Linked DNA regions of Homo sapiens: region 2 is linked to region 1. The links are chromatin loops, found by intact Hi-C in ENCODE. Cell type or tissue: Caco-2. All regions are shown on one strand. Each heading gives the region's core, and the rest is flanking DNA. Links, peaks and the distances in the headings are about the cores only. Region 1 has its middle 120 kb from the start of PPP2R2B-IT1. Region 2 has its middle 64 kb from the start of STK32A-AS1.

Region 1 (5,383 bases), core at 200-5,199:
TTCTGTGGGCAATTGTAACACAATGGTAAGTATTTCCAGACTTAAACATATCTAAACATAGAAAAGATTCAGTAAAAATACAATTTGAAAATCTTATGGAATCACCATCGTATATGTGGTTGATTATTGACCAAAATGTCATTATGCAGTACATGAATGTATTTTAAGGGGTGGGACACACAAAACAGAGATAAGTGGTCACTAGAAACAGTCCTTACTGTTACATTATGTAGAGTTGTAAATGGCTCTAGGCATGCCCTCAAATTCCTGAATGTCTATCTGTGACTGTATCTGAATAGAACTGCTTTATAAACATGGACACCTGTTTATTGTCTTGACATCCAGACAAAGAATTTTTTATTCTCAATAAGCAGTGGCAGAAACACATTCTGTTCTGTTTGGAATAGCAGTAAACATTCCAGGCATAGGAGTGAATTTGCTCTTCCAGGCAGACCACTTGCAAAAGCATGATGTTTGGAAGAAAAGGAAAGGCAGACTTAGGACAGAACCACTAAGAATGTTTTCATATCATGTTTATTCAGCAAGATATAGCTGCTGTGTCAAAGCCTCCATCTAGAATTGTGCATATGCTCTGCTGCATATATTCCTATAGAAACAGCAAGGCAGCCCTCTCAGGGGAGTTGACCAACAGTCAGTCTTACAAGCCAAGGTTAGGATGCCATGTCTACCTTAATTAATAATCCTTTCATCGTCCTACAACCCAGATGACAGGATGCTTAAGCATGTGAGTCAGAACCCCAAATGTAAAATCCTGCAGAAGCTTAAAAAATAAAAAAAGCATGATACTGGCTGTTATGAATTTGTGAGTTCAAGCCCTGTCTAAAGGCAACACAATTCACTTTTTAAACAAAAAAGAAAGAAAGAAAATATATTATGCAAGGAAAACAGAGCTGCCCCAGTCTTGTAGCACACCTATTCCCATCCCATTAGAAAGAATTATAAAATTTCTATGCAAGAGAAGACTTCTGAATTCATCTATGCCAGCCCTTCACAGGTGCCCTGAACCCCCTCACAACATTCCTGACCAGATAGCAACAGAGAGATTGCTCCCTCTCAAACCTGGCCATTCTACTTCTGGACAATGCCAAGTATGCCTAAGTCTTTAAATTGCACTGAAATCTATTTCTTAGAACTACTAAATAAGAAACCTGAGGCCCTTTCCACATGAAAACTCAACATGAGAATGAGGAGGGTTTTCATACTCTGTACAGCCTAAAGATTTCAAATTCCTTCAAGCAGGGCCCTGTGACTTCAGGGTGGTAATAAGCATTTAGGTGGCTAGCCCTATTCTAATGTTTTAATGTATTAGCTCACTTAGTGCTAATTACAGTCTAGTTAAGGGAAAGCATTTATTGTCCCCATTTTACAGATGCAGACACCAAAGCCCAGAAAGATAAGTAAGTTGCCCAAAGTCACATAGTTAGCAAGCAGGAGAGGTGGGATTTGGACCCAGGTAGGCTGGCTCCACACCTCTGTTCTCCCGCTTCTGAGATGTAGGGAAAACACAGGCTTTACTGTTACAGTCCTGCATTTGAATAAAAGCTCCAACATGTCCCCTGGCCAACTGACTGCCCCTAAGTAAGCCTCTGTTTCTTTATCTGTAAGGTGATGGTCATAAAGCTTACTTCAGTATTGCTGTGAGATTAAATAAAATAATGCATGCAAAGAAGCAGCACAGTGCCTTGCACATACTGAGCATGCAGCAAAGTCTGAGGAAGTAAATAGGTGAATAATTAAATAAAGACCTCCTGGTCCTACCCTCCTGTATTAGTTTGCTAAGGCTGCCATATCAAAATGCCCGAGTCTGGGTGGCTTAAACAACAGTAGTTTATTTTCTCACAGTTCTGGAGGCTGAAAGTATCAGATCCAGGTCCCAGCAGGCTGGTTTCTCCTAGGGTCTCTCTCCTTGGCTTGCTGACGACCGTCTTCTCAACTGAGTCCTCACGTGGTCTTTTCTCTGCGTTTCTCTTCTTGCAAAAACACCACCAGTCCTGCTAGATTAAGGTCCCACCCCTAATAACCTCATTTAACCATAATTACCTCCTTAATGGCCCTATTATTAAATGCAGCCACATTGGGGGTTGGGGCTTCAAACTATGACTTTGCAGGGGGACACAATTTAGTCCATAGCACCTCCCTCCCAAAGCTTTCTTATTCTTTGCCCCAATTCTCAAGCAAAAGACCTATTTTAGGTTGTCTTCAGGAGTTCAGCCAGGAACAGGGAGTTACAGCATAAATAAGGACAAAAGACTAAGAACAGGTGTATAATATATTATCACTGCAAATCATTGTTCCACAATCCAGACTGTATAGTATTCTGCAGCCTAGAAATAACGCAAACAAGCTACAAGGTATTAGCCCCTGATCTCCTCTAACTCCTCTTCACTCACCTCACTCCAGCCACACTGGACTCATTGCTGTTCTTCAAACAGACCACGTACATCCCCTCTCCAGGGCCTTTCTACTTGTGGCTCCCTCCGTCTGGAATGCTCTTCCCTCAGCCACATGGTTCTTTTCCTTACTTCTTTTGTCTTTGCACAATCATCCTACATACAAACCTTCCTGCCTACTTTGTCTGAAAAGCACACCTCCCATCACTCACCCTTCATCTCACTGCCTAGATTTTCTTACTACTTGACATATTATGTATTTGTTTATCATTTCTTTCTCTTGCTAGACTGCTGGCTCCGTGAGAACAGGGACTTTGTGTTTTTGCTCATTATTTTACCTGGCATATAGTAGTGAATGATAAATCTTTGTTGGATGAATGAATAATCATCATGGTTAGTAGCAGCAAAAGGCTAAAAGTTTTTGTCTACCTTTTTCTAGGACAGTAGTTTCCAAATGTTAGCTACCATAAATAAGAATTATCTACAGTATTTGGCTTAAAATGAAGATTTGTACTCAGTAACCAAAAATCTGGGTAGTCCTATGGCATTTTTAATTAGGAGATCTCAAAGCAATCCCCCACCCTGTTGTTGTACCTGAGCGAGTTATAGAAAACGCCACACTTGGAAACGAATTGAGTCCGCTTGTTTAGCCGGCAGCCAAGAGACGGCTAATGCTCAAAGTTCTCTCGGCCCTGAAGAAGGGGCTAGATTTTCTTTTATACTTTGGTTTAGAAAGGGGAGGGGGGGGTCTAGTTAAAACAATTTTACAGAAGTAAAGTAGGCAAAAAGTTAAAAGGATAAATGGTTACAGGAAAGTAAACAGTTCCAGGTGCAGGGGCTTTAAGACTATTACAAGGTGATAGACGTGGGGATTTGGGCGTTATCAATCGGACGAATTCCTGGGAACTGCGGATATAGCTCGCCACAGTATCTTATCAGTTAATTGCATTCTTGGATGTGCTGGGAGTCAGCTTGCACAAGTTAAATCCTTGAGGAAGGGGCTGCCAGTGAAAGAGCCAAGATGGAGTCTGTCTGGCTCTCTTAGCTAAGGGAGGGTCAATTCAGGTGGAAGCAAGGCTAGGTGATTAAAGGAAAGGGAGAGTCTAAAAATAGCGTTAGTAAAAACAAGGTTGGGCATTACACTGTCATCAACAAAGCTTTGTCACTGAGGTGTTAGACACCATGAAGCTATGGTAGAAAAGGGTTAAACAAATGAATAAAAAGCAAATAATAAAAATAAAGAAAATGAAGATCTGGGGACTTACAGCCCCCCTAAAGCTCTGAATCAGTAGATCCTGAGCTAAGCCCAAGAATCACCGTCTTCAGGAAGTACCCCAGTGCCTTCTAAGGAAAAAACTCTAAGTGTAATACTTCAAGAAACTTTGTCCTAGGATGACAAAGTTAAAAAAAAAATGGCACCACTGAACTTTGCGTAGTCTCCTCCCTCCTTCCATGTCTAGTTCAGGGTATGGAAACTCTGGACTTAGCACCAGGGAACAATGATGGTGGAGAAAAGGGGATTAGATTTGCTGTTTATAATGCCCAATTCTCTAAGTCTCAGTTGGAGAGAGCATAGCTGCAGAATGCTGAAGGAAGGGTCTTACAGGTGAACTCAGAAGCAAAGGAACAATGTCAATTTTCTCCCTTGCCTGTGAACAGAGCTATTTTCTAGATGGCTGCTACAGCCTGTGAGGAGAGGAGGGCACCCACTGGCCCTTGGCAGTCCTCATCGAGTCAGACAGCCAGAGTTGGAAGTGACATGGAAGCCCTTTTTAGATCCTGCCCACCATCTTGCAGAGCGGTTAACCCAAAACCCTTGGGTGAGCTTCCCAAAACCACACAGAGAATTAGTGTAAACTACCAGGACTGAACCAGCCTGTGGACTCCAGAGTGGTGTTTTGGCCTCTGTACTTACATGCAAAGTGGTTTGACTGTTTCTGACATTCCTGGGAATACCTTAGAACAATGTGCTGACCTGAGTAGTAACTCTGTGAAGAGGGGAAAACACCTCAAGGATACACTATAAAGAATCGACTACCTTTCACTTGGCAGGCTTGTGTCTTGATAAGCCCTCAGGAGAGAACCAGCCTCAAGGTATTTTTAAATGGCTGAGGGAGGTATGTGTAATGGCACTATTATTTTACAGTTTTTTTTTTTTTTTTAAGGAAACTCATCTTTTCTTGAAATTGGCCCTATTTACACACAGAATGAGCTGAAAAGACTTCGCTGTTATTAAACCTTCAAGAATGTTCTCGTAAGTGCTACCTTCCTCACACGGAGTACCTAACAAGGTCATTCAGGGCCAGGGTATATGTTACATGTTTGCTCACACTGAGCCCCTGAAGCATCACTAAGTAAAGGGCCAAGCCTGAGTATTTTGAGCTCAGGGCGGGGGATTTGGGACAGTCATTTATTATGAACTGGTTCTCCTACAATTTCTCCAGTCCAATCTCAAGCATGACCCTATGCCAGCTTGCATTTGTCCCTGTCTAACTGACCTGGGCTAAGCTTTCTGTACCTGCTGGGAACAGCCTCCTCCAAATTCACTTTATTTGCAGTATTTCTAGTCTTCTGTTTGGAAATTGTTTTAAACTTTGATTCAGATAAATTAGAGCTGAGATGATAAATGGAAGTGATCCTATAGGTGAGGCAGTGGCCAAAGCTCTCATTACAATTCTCTGTTGATCCTCAGATATGCTAGGGTATCATACAAAATTATTTATTTGAATAATTATTTATTTGAAACAACATTATCAGGTCATAGCATAGACCTCACCAAACTGATTAGAGTTTGAGGCTTCCAGTGATACCCAATGTTCATTTAAAAACCCACTTGCCCAGCAAGACCTGATTTTATGGCATGGAAGAAGAAAGGCATCTTCACTCCATGAATTTTAGCTTTTTATAAGTGAGGCTCTCAAAGCTTGCCACTTAACAGGGTCAACAAATGAAATAAGATACGTAAAACATCT
Region 2 (5,383 bases), core at 133-5,132, 130 kb before region 1:
TAGGGTCACAAATCCAAACCATATCATGGGACAAGTGATTGAAGACTCATCATTCTGTTCTGAATGAATTTTATGACCAACTTGCTGTGTAGAGGGAGACATTTGCCAAATTTCATTCATAATGGGTTCTGCATACAGAACAGCTCGGATTCCAGTTAGCCATTATTATTGTATGAACTTGCATGAGTCACTTAAATAATTTGTGACCCAATGTACTCATCTGTAAAATGGAGATGCTAATGGTAACTTGTTTGTAGCCTTTTGTGATGATTAAATAAGATTACTTTGTAAAGTGCGTAGACTGGTGTTTGGCATTGAATATATGCTCACGAAACATTAGTCACTTTTAAAAGTTACCATCTCAGAAAGAGAACTGAGATTTAGCTTAAGCCTTGTAAAACTCCCCGTTGATAGTTGTGCTCATCTGCTTTCTGCTTCCCTGAAAGACTTTTAAAACAAAAAGGTGTGAATTGTGAAGACATCTTGTTTTTAAGTCAGCAACCAGGTGGGGGGAAGCTGCTATTAGCACACAGACTTTAGAAGCTAAGACCTCATAGCATGAGGAGTGGGATGGCAACCACATTGAGAAAATAGACCTAAGCCAAAGAGATGTGCCTGGGGGCTCTTCAAGGTGAAAAGTGACCTCATACAAGTTTAGAGTTGGATCTCAGAGAAGGTGTCAAGTCTAATATCTTCCCCTTCTAATGTGTGAAGACCACTTGAAGCATTCCTGGCAAGTGGGAGTTCAGCCTCTTGTTTATTTAAATAAATTTTTATTTTAGAATAGTGTTAGATTGATTGACAGAAAAGTTGCAACAACAGTACAGAAATTCCCGTATACCTTGCGCTCAGTTTCCCCTACTATTAACATTTTACTTCAGCATGTAGCTCTATCACAACTAATGAACCAATATTGATACGTTATCATTAACTAAACTTCATAATTCATTTGGATTTTGTTAGTTTTTCTTTAATGTCCTGTTTCTGTTCTGGGATCTCATTCAGGATACTGCATTACACCGAGTCAATACATGTCCTTATGTTCCTCTGGGCTGTGACTTGCTTTCTCAGGCTTTCCTTGTTTTCAATGACCTTGACACTTTTGAGAAATACTGGCCAGGTATTTTGTAGAATGCCTTCTTCCTAGGATTTGCCTGATGCTTTGCTCATAGTTAGACTGGAGTTAGGGATTTGGGGGAGGACAACCACTGAGGTAAAGTGCCCTTCGCATCACATCACGTGAGGGTGTGAACTGTTGGCATGACTTATCCCTGCTGTGGACCTGGATCACCTAGTTGAAGTGATGTTAGGCTTCCTAATTGTAAAGTTACTCTTTTTTCTGCTTCTCCACACTGTATTCTTTGGAAGAAGTCACTCACTAAGTATAGCCCATGCTTAAGGGATTGGGGAAACACCTTTTGCAATAGATGGTAAGAAGATCAACAATATTCATGAACATATATTATGGGCTTATTCTATGCCAAAGTCTACATGACTCTTCCTGCACGCTAACTCATTTCTTCCTCAGGGCAGCCCTAAGGACAAACCCAGGCTCAGAGAAGTGACCTGCTCAATGTCACACCACTAGTGCCTGTGAAGGCTTAGTTTTAAATTCAGGGCTCTTTGCTTATGTACCTCTCTCCCATAAGTGGGGTTCCTTTTTTTTTTATTGTACTTTAAGTTCTAGGGTACATGTGCACAACGTGCAGGTTTGCTACATATGTATATATGTGCCATGTTGGTGTGCTGCACCAATTAATTCATCATTTACATTAAGTATTTCTCCTAATGCTATCCCTCCCACCTCACCCCACCACGTGACAGGTCCCAGTGTGTGATGTTCCCCACCCTGTGTCCAAGTGTTCTCATTGCTCAGTTCCCACCTATGAGTGAGAACATGTGGTGTTTTGTTTTCTGTCCTTGTGATAGTTTGCTGAGAACGATGGTTTCCAGCTTCCTCCATGTCCCTACAAAGGACATGAACTCATCCTTTTTTATGGCTGCATAGTATTCCATAGTGTATATGTGCCACATTTTCTTAATCCAGTCTATCATTGATGGACATTTGGGTTGGTTCCAAGTCTTTGCTATTGTGAATAGTGCCACAATAAACATACATGTGCATGTGTCTTTATAGCAGCATGATTTATAATCCTTTGGGTATATTCCCAGTAATGGGATGGCTGGGTCAAATGATATTTCTAGTTCTAGATCCTTGAGGAATCGCCACACTGTCTTCCACAATGGTTGAACTAGTTTACAGTCCCACCAACAGTGTAAAAGCCTTCCTATGTCTCCACATCCTCTCCAGCACCTGTTGTTTCCTGACTTTAATGATCGCCATTCTAACTGGTGTGAGATGGTATCTCATTGTGGTTTTGATTTGCATTTCTCCATCAGTGAGGTTTCTAAATGCTCTGCTTTGATCTGTACAGTCTGGTGTTTGTTTTCTACTTGATAAATCAGAGTCTCATGTTTTCTCAAAACTGGATATTCTTGCTAGGTTCCTGTGTGAGTTCAATGTGAATGTCATCATCCGCTCCCCTGCCTGGCCTGTGGCGCCTGTGATGTGGCCTCTCAGACATGCCAGGTTGAACTTTGCTCCTGCCACATGCTGGGCCCCTAGATACGTCTCAGAGGTCAGCATGGCCTTGCCTCCAAGCCAGGATGTTCCTCCCCTAAATATGTGATTTGCAGCAGTGTCAGCTTTTATCTTTCTTATATCTCTGGTGTTCATTTGCAGTAAGGAATATTTGGCAGCTTTTTTCTTTCTTTTCTTTCTTTTTTTTTTTTAAAAAAAAAAAACAAGGCTAGTAGACTTTCATCAAGAATGCTTTGTTCTATTTTGTTCTGAAATCCCTTGAGAAAAAAGAAGTAAGTTTTTCCCTATGAAAATGCTGCCATGAACATTCCTTGGAGACAAATCTTTATATGCTATTAACGACTCTCTGATTATCTTGTGCTTTTAGTGTCTGTTCCCCTGTATTTACCTGGGTAACTGAGAATCAGCAGCACCTTCAACAGAGGTAAAGACAGCCTATCATTGAAGAATAATAATTCAGCCTGTGGCAGGTGCCTGTGGTGGATTCGTAATCTTTCAGAGCCTCACATGATACATAAGGTCAAAAATCCTTGGTGTGTTTTTATTACAAAATATGAATTTGTGATGACAATAGAGAACCAGGTACAAAGTGCATAAAGAACATAGCCTGGGCTTGGAACTAGATGCTTATTCTCGGTGCAGCCCTTGGCTCAGTTTGTGACTTTAGTGAAGTCACCTCTCTGTCCCTGCACCCATCAGGTGTGACACCTTGTCCCTTCCTGAGACAGAGACAGCTGCGTGAATGAAACCATGTTGCTAAGCCATGATGTGGCCTTTTTGAGTATAAACACTACAGACATGGGAGTTGCAGACTCTGCTGGGCTCCACACTTTTGATTATAGTACAAAATTATATTTTATACAATTATGACGATAGTACATTACAGAGAGATGAAAAACAAAAAGCACACTCCTGGAGATAATAAGATGCTTTGTTTGAGGGCAAAAGGGTAGGCTTAATCAATAACTATAGCTTCCTCTTGACAATTAGTTTGTTTATTACTAGAATTAGGTTTACAGGTCTGACCTGGGTTATTGCATTTGGGCAGGATTTATCTTGTATTTCCCAGAAAAATGACAAGGCTTATAAATGAGCAAAGGTCTCTGTGTCATAGTTGAGGCAAGGCCACAGAGCTCTTAGTCATGCTGGGAAGTCAGAGCTGCCCAGCCAAAGCTGTCCTTAATTGCTACAGCTACAAGAAGTGAAAGCTCCAGTTTCTAGGGAAATTAATGTTTAATGATAAGCTGAGTACTTGACAGAGTAGTTCAGTATGCAATAAATACTCCACTGAAGCAAGGTTTTTACTCACTTAGTTTTTGCTTCTATTTCAGAGAGATCCACTGAAGCTAGATGAAATGTGTTCTGTTGTGTGTGTGGTTGTGTGTGTGTGTGTGTGTGTTTCTCCCTGAGGCTTCTTTCATTTCCAAACTTTGCAATCATTGGTGGAACAGAGAGGATTCTGACTTAGGTATCCTTGGTTGGTTATTCTACTATGATTTCAATTTGGGCCAGATTATATATTTGAATATGAATATGCTGTCATTGACTATTCATATATAATAACAGCTGTGCCCACTGGTGGCTTCACACTTGAACAATGCACGTGCTTCACATGCCTCAGTGTTGACTGTGTAAGCATCCCAGTAGTCTTGTAAGAAAATCTACAGAGTGAGGAGCAGAGCTGTGGAGTTAGGAAGAAAAGCAAGAGGAGAAACTGCTTTGCAATACAGGGACTCCATGTTCAGTCACAACCCCCTGAGTGCCTTAAATCACATCTTGTAATTTTGTTGTTTTACACAGCCTACTTTTTAACCATGTAGCAACCTCATATGTTTATGCAAAGTCCACTTGTTATAAATGGAAACTTCAGAGAAAAATAACATGTCCAAGGTCTGATAGCGAGTCATCAGATCCTGAAACAGGAAACCATGGTTTCCAGAATGAACAGTGCTGAGTGAGCCACCTCTCCCCTGAAGCTGCATTGCAAGCCCAGTAAATGAAACTATGTCCTTGTCCATGCTGTGACAGGAATGCCCCTAGAGAAGCATGTCCAATGCAAGGATCACAGGTGTAAGAATGAAAACAATGGGCATTCGGATCCTAGCTGTGCTACTACCTAGCAGCAACCCTGACGTGTTACCTAAGTTTTCTGAACCTTTGGTGGATAATAAGGCCAACCTTGCAGGGATGCTGTATGTGGGCCCCAATCAACTGTGATTTACAAAGAAAATCACATAGATTAACTATTGGATTTCTGCTTTGGTGAACAGAGTATTTGATCTGTGGTGGAAGACCTGGATTGCTTGGGCAAGCACAGTGGATGTTTTAGAGGTTATAGGGAGAACACGAGAGGAGAGACCCAGCAACAGAGCAGTCACATAGAAAAAATTTTAAGAGAGGACTGAAATGTTTAATGATGGGATGACTTTAAATTTTGTTGTTTGGAATAGAGCAGTACTATCCTCTGTTCTTTAGTAAATACCCCATTAATTACTAATCCTCTTGAAATAGTGCATGATGAGTGTGACTGAGTGTAATGTAAGGAAAACAATGATGTTCTGAGACATGACAGGGCTCCAAGCAAGCATGGGGGAAGAGAGTCAGGATACAAAGTCTGTTCACAATGTATGTAATATGTGCAAAGTCCCTGCATATAGCAACCATTCAGTAAATGTTAGCTAATATTACCATTATATTCAAAAGCCCTTGAAATTCTTGGTACTACTCAGAAAGAACAATGTATGTTCCTGAACTAAGAACTATGCAGTGACAGCAACCATT

Evidence for each region. Hi-C counts contacts between places; a loop is a spot of excess contacts. Peaks named below come from ENCODE experiments on the same cell type or tissue, not always from the same donor. Only the 100,000 strongest peaks of a DNase experiment are listed, where the experiment ranks them.
Region 2: it touches region 1 in a loop (3-fold over the local background); 2 of 110 quality-filtered maps call a loop at or near these places.

What each region holds. Positions count from the first base shown.
Region 1 is chr5:147,039,999-147,045,381 of GRCh38, reverse strand. It overlaps a transcript of PPP2R2B not described here. Among named protein-coding and RNA genes, the nearest start is that of PPP2R2B-IT1, 120 kb to the right of the region's middle. In Caco-2, for the core only: no CTCF peak of the experiment used is centred there; a DNase peak (open chromatin) is centred at 3,301.
Region 2 is chr5:147,167,951-147,173,333 of GRCh38, reverse strand. No RefSeq gene overlaps it. Among named protein-coding and RNA genes, the nearest start is that of STK32A-AS1, 64 kb to the left of the region's middle. In Caco-2, for the core only: no CTCF peak of the experiment used is centred there; DNase peaks (open chromatin) are centred at 2,573, 3,314 and 3,753.